2 separate regions of the Homo sapiens genome follow, and region 2 is linked to region 1. A link is a contact called in ENCODE Hi-C or POLR2A ChIA-PET data. All regions are on one chromosome and are shown on one strand. The core of a region is the stretch at or near the end of the contact, and the rest is flanking DNA. Distances in the headings are between cores, read along the strand shown.

The links. A loop is a pair of places that touch in the nucleus more often than their neighbours do. ChIA-PET counts read pairs that join two places held with the same protein, here RNA polymerase II (POLR2A). Pooled maps may share reads with other maps.
Region 2: a loop to region 1 is called in a map of endothelial cell of hepatic sinusoid, with 4 times the contacts of the local background. The contact joins the promoter of TNS1-AS1 here to the enhancer-like site in region 1. A Hi-C loop is called at or near these places in 1 of 168 maps with a recorded cell type or tissue (endothelial cell of hepatic sinusoid) and 2 of 50 pooled maps. POLR2A ChIA-PET finds 5 or more read pairs at or near these places in 2 of 52 experiments (AG04449 and activated CD4-positive, alpha-beta T cell).

What each region holds. Positions count from the first base shown.
Region 1 is chr2:217,862,325-217,867,209 of GRCh38, reverse strand. All of the region lies in intron 18 of TNS1 (tensin 1), which reads left to right. Among named protein-coding and RNA genes, the nearest start is that of SNORA115, 31 kb to the right of the region's middle. RefSeq lists an enhancer at 1,818-1,877. Within about 2 kb of position 3,094, at least 5 of the 41 ENCODE cell types and tissues checked have a DNase peak (open chromatin) inside an H3K27ac peak, as active enhancers do.
Region 2 is chr2:217,976,838-217,981,566 of GRCh38, reverse strand. TNS1-AS1 (TNS1 antisense RNA 1) reads right to left here and starts at 2,860. Exons shown (of 4, transcript NR_135524.1): 1 at 2,723-2,860. It overlaps TNS1 (tensin 1), which reads left to right. Exons shown (of 33, transcript NM_001387777.1): 3 at 2,765-2,802. RefSeq lists an enhancer at 1,976-2,864.

The DNA of each region.
Region 1 (4,885 bases), core at 1,845-4,344:
ATGAGGAGGAGAATCTATCCGCCCACCTCCTTTAATATGCACCCCCCAATATGTGAGATACTGTTAGGTACCCATAATTTCTTGTACTCCTCATGACTCTCCTGTGACCTGAGTTCTCTTGTTCCTATTTCACAGATGAAGAAACAAGCACAGAGAGGTTAAGTAACTTACTGATGCTTACACAGCCAGGTAGGGGTAGAGCTTGGATTCTGACACCCACCATTTCTCAGCATAACATTTCTCACCATTTCTGACAAGGGTAGGAGTCCTGAGGAGCCCTGCCCTGCTGCCCCATGCAGTTGGGGTTTGAGAACCTAGGGAATAGGAACTGAGTTAAAGTGGGAAGCCTGCCTGTCCAGCTCTGCCCAATGCTGTGCCTGTGTCCTGGAGACCCTTGCAGGCCAGTGATGGGGGAGGGGAGAGGCCAGCCCAAGGGATCTGGAGCCACAGTGGCTGAACTGGCCAGCCCCAGCCTTCTCCCTGTCCCCTCCCTCTGCCAGCCCCAGTGGAGAGGCCTGAGAGGCTGCGGACTAGCTAATTCTGCTCTGGTTGAGGAGCTGCCTGCCGCTGTCTGCCGGGTCAGCTTGCTCCAGGGATTAAGTTTCAGCATTTCACTGATGAAAATAAATCAGCCTCTTGATTGCCCTGCATGGCCCTGGGAACCTCTGCAGCCTGGTGTGTGTTTACAGACTTCCTGTAAGTCCCCTTTTCTGTCCTAGCCTCAGGGACTCCATGGCTGCTGCAGAAATAGCCTCAGACAAGTTTGGAGCCTGAAGCCACCCGGGCAGGTCCAAGCAGGAGAGGAGATACAGGCCTGCCAAGTCCAGGGGCTCTGGGATCCAAACAGTGCCTGGTAGAGCATCTTCTCTGAGTTGTATCCTTGAGGATCCAGATCCAAACAGGACTTTAGGGATCACCTATACTTGCCCTCTGCCATTGCACAGTGGAGTAAACTGAGGCCTGTCCAAAATCACCCCTTAGAATTCTGGCTCTTTGGCTCCTAGTCTGCTGCTGCAGCCAGGCAGCATTTTCTTTAGGTCTGTTTGTTACACCGTGGCTGGTTAGAGATCTAGGGGCAGAGTTGGAGAGGTGAGTTTTAGCTGCTGCTGGAAGGATGGAGGTCTGACATTCAGGAGAACCCTCTTGCCTTTGGGGGATCTGAGTAACAGGAACAGGTGCCAGGACTAGATTTTCTAGATTTTCTGAAAGTTGAGGAGAAGAACCTTTCCACTCCACGCATCTGTCTAGGTAGGATGAGTGACCATGGCTTGTGGACATGGGAAAACAAGGCAACTTCTAGAGGGTTCTGACAAGGTCCTAGCTCATTCTTGTGCAAAGGGGACTCAGGAGTCTCACCCCAAAGTCCCTTTTCTCCTGCCCCTCTTTCTTTGCTCAAGCATTATTTACACTCACAAGACTATCCCTCAGGGACCTGGGGTGTCCTGCCTCAGACACTCCTGGCTCCAGAATACTGGACCTCAGTTGTTCAATCCCTGGGCCATTTATCTCCCTGTGCCCTGGGAAGCAGCAACAGAGCTGTTGATGGATGTGGGGAGCTTCAGACTGCCCAATCTTTACATCTTTACAGCCAGTCGATGCCCTGGCTGCTTATCTGGGACTTATGCCTTTGATTGCTTAAAAAAATTGTTAGCAGCAAAGTGTTCTTTGATGTGTGTTCTTCTCCTTCTCCAGGGGCAGTGAGATCAGATTTTGATATGAAAGCTCAAAGCTTCTCAGCTCTCTCCTTCTTCCCTGCCTTCCTCTCTCTGTCTGCACATTGCTTGAGAACCTTCGAGAAGCAGATGGGCGCTCCTCATGTGATGCAAAGGCAGAAAGGCCCAAGGGTGGTGCCCTGGCTTCTGTCTGCCATGCAGGCCTGTGCTTCATGGTTTGGTGGCCTCTGCATAAGTGAGTCACTTTCAGCCTAGCCCTAGATGGGCTTATTTGGGGAAGGAAGCAGATACCCACCCAGATCCTCCACCCACCTCTGCACCTACTCATGCATGTAACCACATGGACTCCTGTACTCATAGCCACCTCTCATGCATGGAGCCACAGGGACCCCTTGACTCATAGTCACCTCTCACACATGGAACCACATGGACCCCTCTGCTCACAACCACCTCTCATGCATGGAACCACATGGATCCCTCTAGTCATAGCCACCTCTCATGCATGGAAGCACATGGACCCCTGTAGTCATAGCCACCTCTCATGCATGGAACCACATGGGCTCCTCTGCACACACCCACCTCTCTGCATGGAACCACATGGATCTCTGCCCCACTGCGTACCCCAACTCTGCCCCACTGCGTACAGTATTGGGAGCTGTAATTATAAAACTGCCCAGCCAGTTTGATAACCCAACTTATATGTGGATGCTGAGAGAATGGGCCTGTTTGGGATCAGGAATAGTGATTGACCTCACTTGCAGAGATGGTTTCATTCGTGTGAATTATAAACCAGCCCTGAGGCAGTGTTCTACTTGTTTCCAGAAATGCTTTGAGCTCTGGTAGCATTGTGAGGATAAATGCATAAAATTCCCAGGGAACCAGTTTGATGGGGACAGTGCTCACTTGCCTGCTGGAGTTTGTTATAAACCAGCATTGTGACTTTATTGTCACTCTCCACTCCTTTTTTCTTGTTGGATCTTCTAAGATCTAAACCTTTGCCTCCTCCATCTCCTTTCTTGTTTCTCCTTCCTTTCTGGGAAGCAGAAAGAGCATGAATGTCAGAGTCAGACTGGCAATGTAATCCTGAGCAAGCTCCAACCCCTGAGCCTTAGTTTCTTTATCAGGAAGATGGCATAACAATATCCACTTTGAAAGGCAGTTGTGGAACCAAGCAAGGGAACTTCCATTAACGTGCAGGCACATACTCAATAACATGCCTGCCTCATTCCATTCTACCCTCTCCTTCGCCCTTGCTCCCAAAGCCCCATATACCCTCTCCCCATTCAGTGAGGACTGCCACTGACATGGTGTCCACGTCCTGGGAGCAGTAAGGGTGGGGAGAAGCAGAAGCGCGGTGAGTGGATATGTCCCGACCCTCATCCAACACAAACATCTGCCTGGGAGTTGACAATTCCCTTCCTGAGTAATCCTCTGGCACTAGGGCTCCTGTCCTGTTCTTAGGGAACATGCTCCTGGGCCTGGCCCTGCCCACTGCCTTCCTGGGATGGGAAGTGTGAAGACCCTGGAAGGCTGAGGCCCTGCCAGGGGTGCCTGAAGCTTGTCCTGCTCCGATGGCCCTGTCTTCCCTGTCCACTGGGCTGGGAGGCAGGGAGGAGGTCCTGGGGAGGTCTAAGGACATGTTTTCATCACATATGCAGCTGCTGTGCCCACCCCAGGCAGCGGGCCCTTCCTCCCTCTATCCCCAGACGTTTGAACCTTGACACCATGCCTATCTTGGGAGACCCCTTCCTTCTCCTGTCCTGACTGCTCCCTCCAGCCATGTCTTTCTCTTCCTTGATGGCTGTCCATAGAACCAGAAGTTTTAGAGTTCAAAGCTTATCTCCTCCCACTCATTTTACCACGTTGGAAACTGAGTCCCAGGAAAAGGAAATCACTTGCCCAAGTTTAAGCAGTGAAGTAGTGGCCCAGATGGGGTTGAAACCCAAGACTCTTGAGTCTTAGTTCGGAGATCGGTCTATTACACCCCAGGCTCCTTCATCCCTCAGTCTAGCTCAGGGCCTCTCACCTGTGGTACTATTGGCATTTGGGACCAATACAATTGCTTGGGACCACCACAACAATTGCTTGTTGTGGGGGTCTGTCCTGTGTATTGTAGGATGTTTAGCAGCATCTTTGGCCTGTACCCACTAGACACCAGTAGTATTTCCTCCAGGTGTGATAACCCCAAATATCTGCAGTATTGTCACACATTCCCTGGGGGGCCCTGGCTACCTGGGGGTGCTCCTCTTTCCTCTAACCTCTCATCTTTGTGATCTCACCTGTCCCACCTGCAGGGTGTGAAGTAGTCTTTCACTGGAGACACTCTGTTCTGTTTCCTCCTTCTGTTCTGGGACCCGGCTGCTTGGAAACCAAAGCACTCAGCCATTCTGTTCTTTACGAGGAAGAACAAAGAGCCAGGCCAGGAATGTTGCTTTATACCTACGAATGAAAAGAAAGAACTTGACAGGAAGGGACTAAGCCTTGGAGGGGGTGACCAGGGAGGCTGGGCCCCCTTCCTCCCTGGAGAGACCCCTCAGTGTGGGTGAGGGGCCCTGGCCACCTGGCTCCAGCTGTAGGTCTGCTGGCTGGAAGGATGGTCTGGAGGGAATGGGGGCATTTGCTTGACCTACAGTTGGGAAGTGTGTCTTCATTGTAGAATTGTCCACCAATATCCTACTTTCCTCGCACAGCTAGACCTGCAGACATTTGTGGTTCTTCTGTAATGAGAGTTCACAGTCTCTGAGCACCCATCTCATGGCATCTGACTGAGATCTGGCAGTGGGGAGGACTCCCTCTGAGAGCCAGGGGCCCTGGTGGCAATCTCACTCCAGCACTGACCATGTGTGACAGTGGGAAACTCTTCCCTTCGCTGACTTGGACAGATGAAATCGGGTGGGTGGGTTGGGCCCAATGAACTCACAACATCCTCTGGCTTGACCATGCGGGGATTCTAGGAAATTGCCTGGGCTGACTGCCCACAGTGCGGTGCCATGTGGCAAATCTGGGGTCTTGAAGAATCCTTGGCACCTGAGAAGTTTCCAGAAGGTATCCAGACCCACCCTCCTACCTCTAGAACTTGTGTTTTATGAAACTGCCCTGCTCAGGGCCACCTCAGGGGGTACAGGGGATACTGGGCTGCCTCTGAAGACAGAGTAATACCATCATCTTTCAAGCTTAGTTTAACCCACCCACTATTGGGAAAGACTTTTCTC
Region 2 (4,729 bases), core at 1,611-4,110, 110 kb before region 1:
GGGGTGGGAGTGGTCTTCCCTCGTTCCCCTCTGTAGAGCTGCCAAGGACAAGCTTTCTGCATTCCAGTGTACAGGAAGCACTCAGCATAGCGTATTGCAATTACCTGATGATTTCTCCATTTGCCCCCCCACTTGAGGGCATTTGCTGAGTGTGTGCCCACTGTGTGACAGGCAGGGCTGCCCTGTACAGTCAGGCAGGCCATGCACTGCCAAGGGTGCCTACCCGAGAGAGCACAGGAGTCAGCCCACCCTTTGCCTACCAAGCCATGCATTTTGGCACAGGGCTGATCTGCCTGGAGAAAGGGCACCTTCTCACCATTTCCACAAAGACACTGTGCATGAGCCCAGCTGTGTGTCCCTGGGGCTGGTCTGCCCAGGGGATGGGCCTCCTTCTAGTTTGCACAAAGATGCTGTATGGTCTCATGGGCCTGAAGCAGACACTGTCCTAGCTGCTGGGGCTACAGTGCAAAGGAGACAGGCATGCTCCTTGCCCTCTGAGTGTAGTGTGGGGAGATAGATTAGAGAGAAGTTACCCAGGGCAACTTCAGAAAATAACCAGGAAATAACCGGTGTGCTGAAAAGGAATAATTGGAAAGCTACTCTAATTTGAGTGGTCAGGGGAGGCCTCTTTGAGGAGATGACTTTGGGTGGATTCCCAAAGGATAAGAGGGATTTGGTCCAGGGAACGATGGGGTGCTGGGGTGAGGGGGAGTGTACCAGGCAGCTGACACAGCAAGTGCCAAGGCCCTGAGGCACTCTGGGAACTGGCAGAGCAGGGAGCATGCTGGAGGGAGGTGGAGTCCCGGCCCCCATTGTGTCCCTCATGTCTAGACTGGGGTGGATGCTTAGAGATGCCTTTTTGGTTGAACATGAGATGTTGAGGTGGCGGTCTACAGCTCAGGAACGATCTGAGAGTCGGGGGGACATGACTAAATTGGGGTGCGCATAAACCACAGGGGATATCTTCAGACAGGTCCAACTCAGCAAACGTTTATTAAGCCTCTCCTGTGTACCAGGCTCCTCTCTCTCTCTCTCTCTCTCTCTCTCTCTCTCTCTCTCTGTGTGTGTGTAGGAGAGAGAGAGAGGCAGGTCCCCCTGGAAGGAGCCCACACTGTTGGACCAACAAAGGGGACGTTTCCTCTATTTGGATGGGGTGGGGCAAGGGAGGCTGCTGGTGTCCAAGAGGGAACACCTTTGCGAAGTGAGGGAGTTGCTACCCGGGCTGGTGGTGGTGCTGAGGGAGAGGGAGAAGCAGAAAGACCAGAGTGATGGGTAACGCTTGTGTGGCTGAGTGGGGAGTATGTCCTGCTGTGGCCAGGGTGGAGATGTCCCTGAGCTAGGCTGGGTGGCTGGTGGGGTCAGGAAAACCTTGCTCAGCACCGGTGAGTCACAGGCCTGGGCTGGGCCAGGACTAGGTTCTGAGAGAAGAAGATCCCATGTTAGGGCCAGTGGCCAAGGTCCCTTTCCAGGCACCACCCAGTGTGCTTCCCAGCTTCTCCCCCTTCCCCATGCCCAGCCCCTTCTGCCTCAGACAAATCAGAAGAAGCCTTAGTGTGGGGAACCCCGGAGCCTCCCTGGGCTGCTCCGGGCATTCATCTGTGCCTCAACCTCCCTTTCTGCAGTCTGCTGAGAATCAGGTTGGTTCAAAGCTGGAAGGGGGTGGGGTGCAATAGATCCAGGAGAAGGAGGTGGATGGCTGTGGTCCTGGGCTGTGGCTGTTGAGGATTTGGAGTCAGGGCACTCCCCTATCTCCCCCTCCCCAGTTCTCTAACCAGAGTTCCTAACCCCCCAGCCTTAGCAGGTCCTGGGCAGCCAACAAGACCCAAAGCAGTGCAAAACCCAACTCGGGAGACCCCTCGCCCACCCATGAGATCTGCAGGGAGGTCACCAAATCCCTTGGTGGAGTCCCAGAGCCCTGGGGGGTGGGGCGGCAGGGCTGGGGACATTCCAGGCTTCGGGAACCTTATAGGAAATTTGATTCCAGCTTCTGGTAATGGGAGGAAGAGCAAGTCCTGTGTGTGTGTGTGTGTGTGTGTGTCTGTGTGTTTCAAGTCATGCACATGAAGTTTATGTGAGCATCTGTTCACGTGTCTGTGTCCACAAATCTGTGTCAGGCTGCAACTGATGGTGTCCCACAAAATTGTGTGTGTTGGTGCCCTGAGTCAGGGCTCTTCCTGGATGAATCTGTGTGTGTGAGACTGTGTGTGTGTGCGTGGATGGCTGTGTGGATGGGTGGGAGTGGTTCTGGGTGAGTGTGTGGGTGTGGGTGTAATGTGTATATGCGTGGGCCCGCTCCTGGACTCTGAATTGTGTCTGTGTGTCTGTCTCTGGGGCAGAGTAAGTGTGATTGTGGTTTGCGATGTCGTCTGCCTGCCTGGTGTGTGTGTAAGGGGAGAAGGCCCCCCTTATTCCTTGGTGGGGCTGGCGTGGGGCCCGGGTCCGGGCTACCTCTGCCCCTGGCAGGGGTCCAGTGGGGGACCCCCCCCTTTGCTCCCCCCACCTTCCCGCACCCGGAGGGGCTCTGGCTCTGGGAGCCCCCTGCCTCCCCGGCCGCGGGTCCTCAGTCCCGGGCACTCCCGCCCCGCAGGCCCGGCAGCCGCTCCCCTCCGTCCCCTCCCTCTCTCCCTCTCTCCTTCCCTCCGTCCCTCCTTCCCTCCTTCCTTCCCGAGCGCGGATTGCGGGCTGGGGTGGGAGGAGATTTCGCGGAGTTTCCATTTCATACCTCGCGGCTAAAACTTTCTTTCTGTGTCTCGCCCTCTTGCAGTCTGCAGCTTCTCCTGTCATCGGAAATGCCAGGCCAAGGTAAGGGGCCGCGGGCTGGCGGGCCCGGGAGGACTTGGGACAGGCCTGGCTCGGGGTCCCAGATTGGAGCGGGGGCGCCGGCGGGGCGGGGGCGGTGCCCGGGGCGTCCCTCCTCCTCTCTTTGTTTATGCAAAGCGCCTGGGCCTGGGAGCGGGCGCAGGTCAAGGTGAAGGCGAAGGCCCGGGGGCGGGGGCAGGGGCGGGCTGGGGAATCGGGGGATCTGGGTGGGGGGCGCGGAGCGCAATCTGGGCGGTTACCGGGGGTGGCTGATGGGGACCGAGCTCCCAGAGAGCGGCCTTTGAAGGTGTTTCTGCTAGTTCTCAAGGGGGAGAGGGAAAGGGGGAGGGGATCCATTTCAATTACCCCGGGCCGCGCACAACCCCAGTTGGCTCAATTTGGCCAACCTAGAAAACCTCAGTGTCCACAGCCACAGGACCCCGAGGGCAGGAGAAGCGGGTGGGTGGGATAAATGGAGAATGAGGTCGGAGGTCAGGATTGGCTGGTCTGGAACCGCCTGAGAGACTGTCCCTTCCTCTTTATTGGCCAGGTCTTCTTTTGGTCCTCAATTTCCCCATGAGTATTTTCTGGCTGGTCTTGATGGGAAAGGGAAACTGAGGCAAGAAGACTGGAGGGATTGCTGGGCCCTGGTTGGCCAGGCTGGCTCAGCCCCTGATGTATCCACTGAGGTTTGGACACAGGAGTCATATATCAGCTTCTTGGAGTAACAGGGGGTGGGGGATTGGCACCAAGATGGATTATGAGTTTGGGAAGGAAATGGTTCTGTCCAATGGGCTCAGCTCTGCCTAGGGGTGGAAATGGCGTTCCTTGCCTTTCACTTGCAGCCAATGTCTGCACCTTCTGCCATTGTTGCTTGTAACCCTCCCTGCCCTTTCACTCCCTACGTTTGCTCTTCATATTTGACCTTTCAAGGAGTTCAGGGAGTAGAAGGAGAAGATGCTTCCAGAAGGAGCATTCATTGAGCAGTTGAGGACCTGTATCTGGTACATCTCATGTTTTGCTTCTTATTAGCTGGGTGGCCTTGGGCAAGTTATGTACCTCTCTGAGTTTCTGTTTCATTCTCAAGGATATGGGAATAAGAAGCCTACCTCATAAAGTTGTTGTGAGAATTCAATGAGGTAATGTATGTGAAGTGCCCAGCCCAGTGCCTGGCACAGGGTGGGTGCTCAAAAATGTCATGACTGATGCTCAGCTACTGGGAGCTTAGAGGGACAAGTGTTACCTTGGGGAAGGGGTGCTGACGGATCAAGCAGGTCTGGGAAGAATCTTCCTCCAAAGAAACTTTACTAAAGCCGAGCACACACCTTGCTGGAGGGCGTCTCCATCTGTAGACTCCAGCTTGGAATGCTCCCCTTGCAGAGATGCAGAGGGCCTGGCTTGCAGCAGGTACCTCCATGCAGTGGGTTTTCTGCCCCTTCCCTTGTCTTCTCCTTTCCTGCGGCCTCTCTCAGCCTTTCCTCCCCTGGATGGAGAGTACGTTTCTGCTTCTCCTTCCACCTCCCTCCTTGTTCTGTTTATCCAGAGCAGAGTTTTTTGCCTTAAACTCCAGAACTTTCCAGTTTTCTTGCTCCTCCCCAGTCTACCCCTTCGTACTGCCCTTCCTGCAACCTTTTCTTTTAATAGCAATGGACATTTGTACAGTGCTTTGGGTCTTAGACAGCATTTCACATGCATTATCAGACTTTGTTCTTTTAATTCCTTTAGAGCATAAAACATTGGCCAAAAGATTCTGTTGTTTTACAGATGAGGAAACTGAGGCGCCCCACGTTGAGTGACTTCCCCAAGGTGTCCCGGTGTAATTCTTCACCTGCTCTCTGTCCCTGGGCCTTTGTGCTTCCTTCTCCTTGTCTCTCACTGCCTACTGGCATGCATTTCTCCATCCTTGCCTGCCATTCTTCCTTTTGCTTTC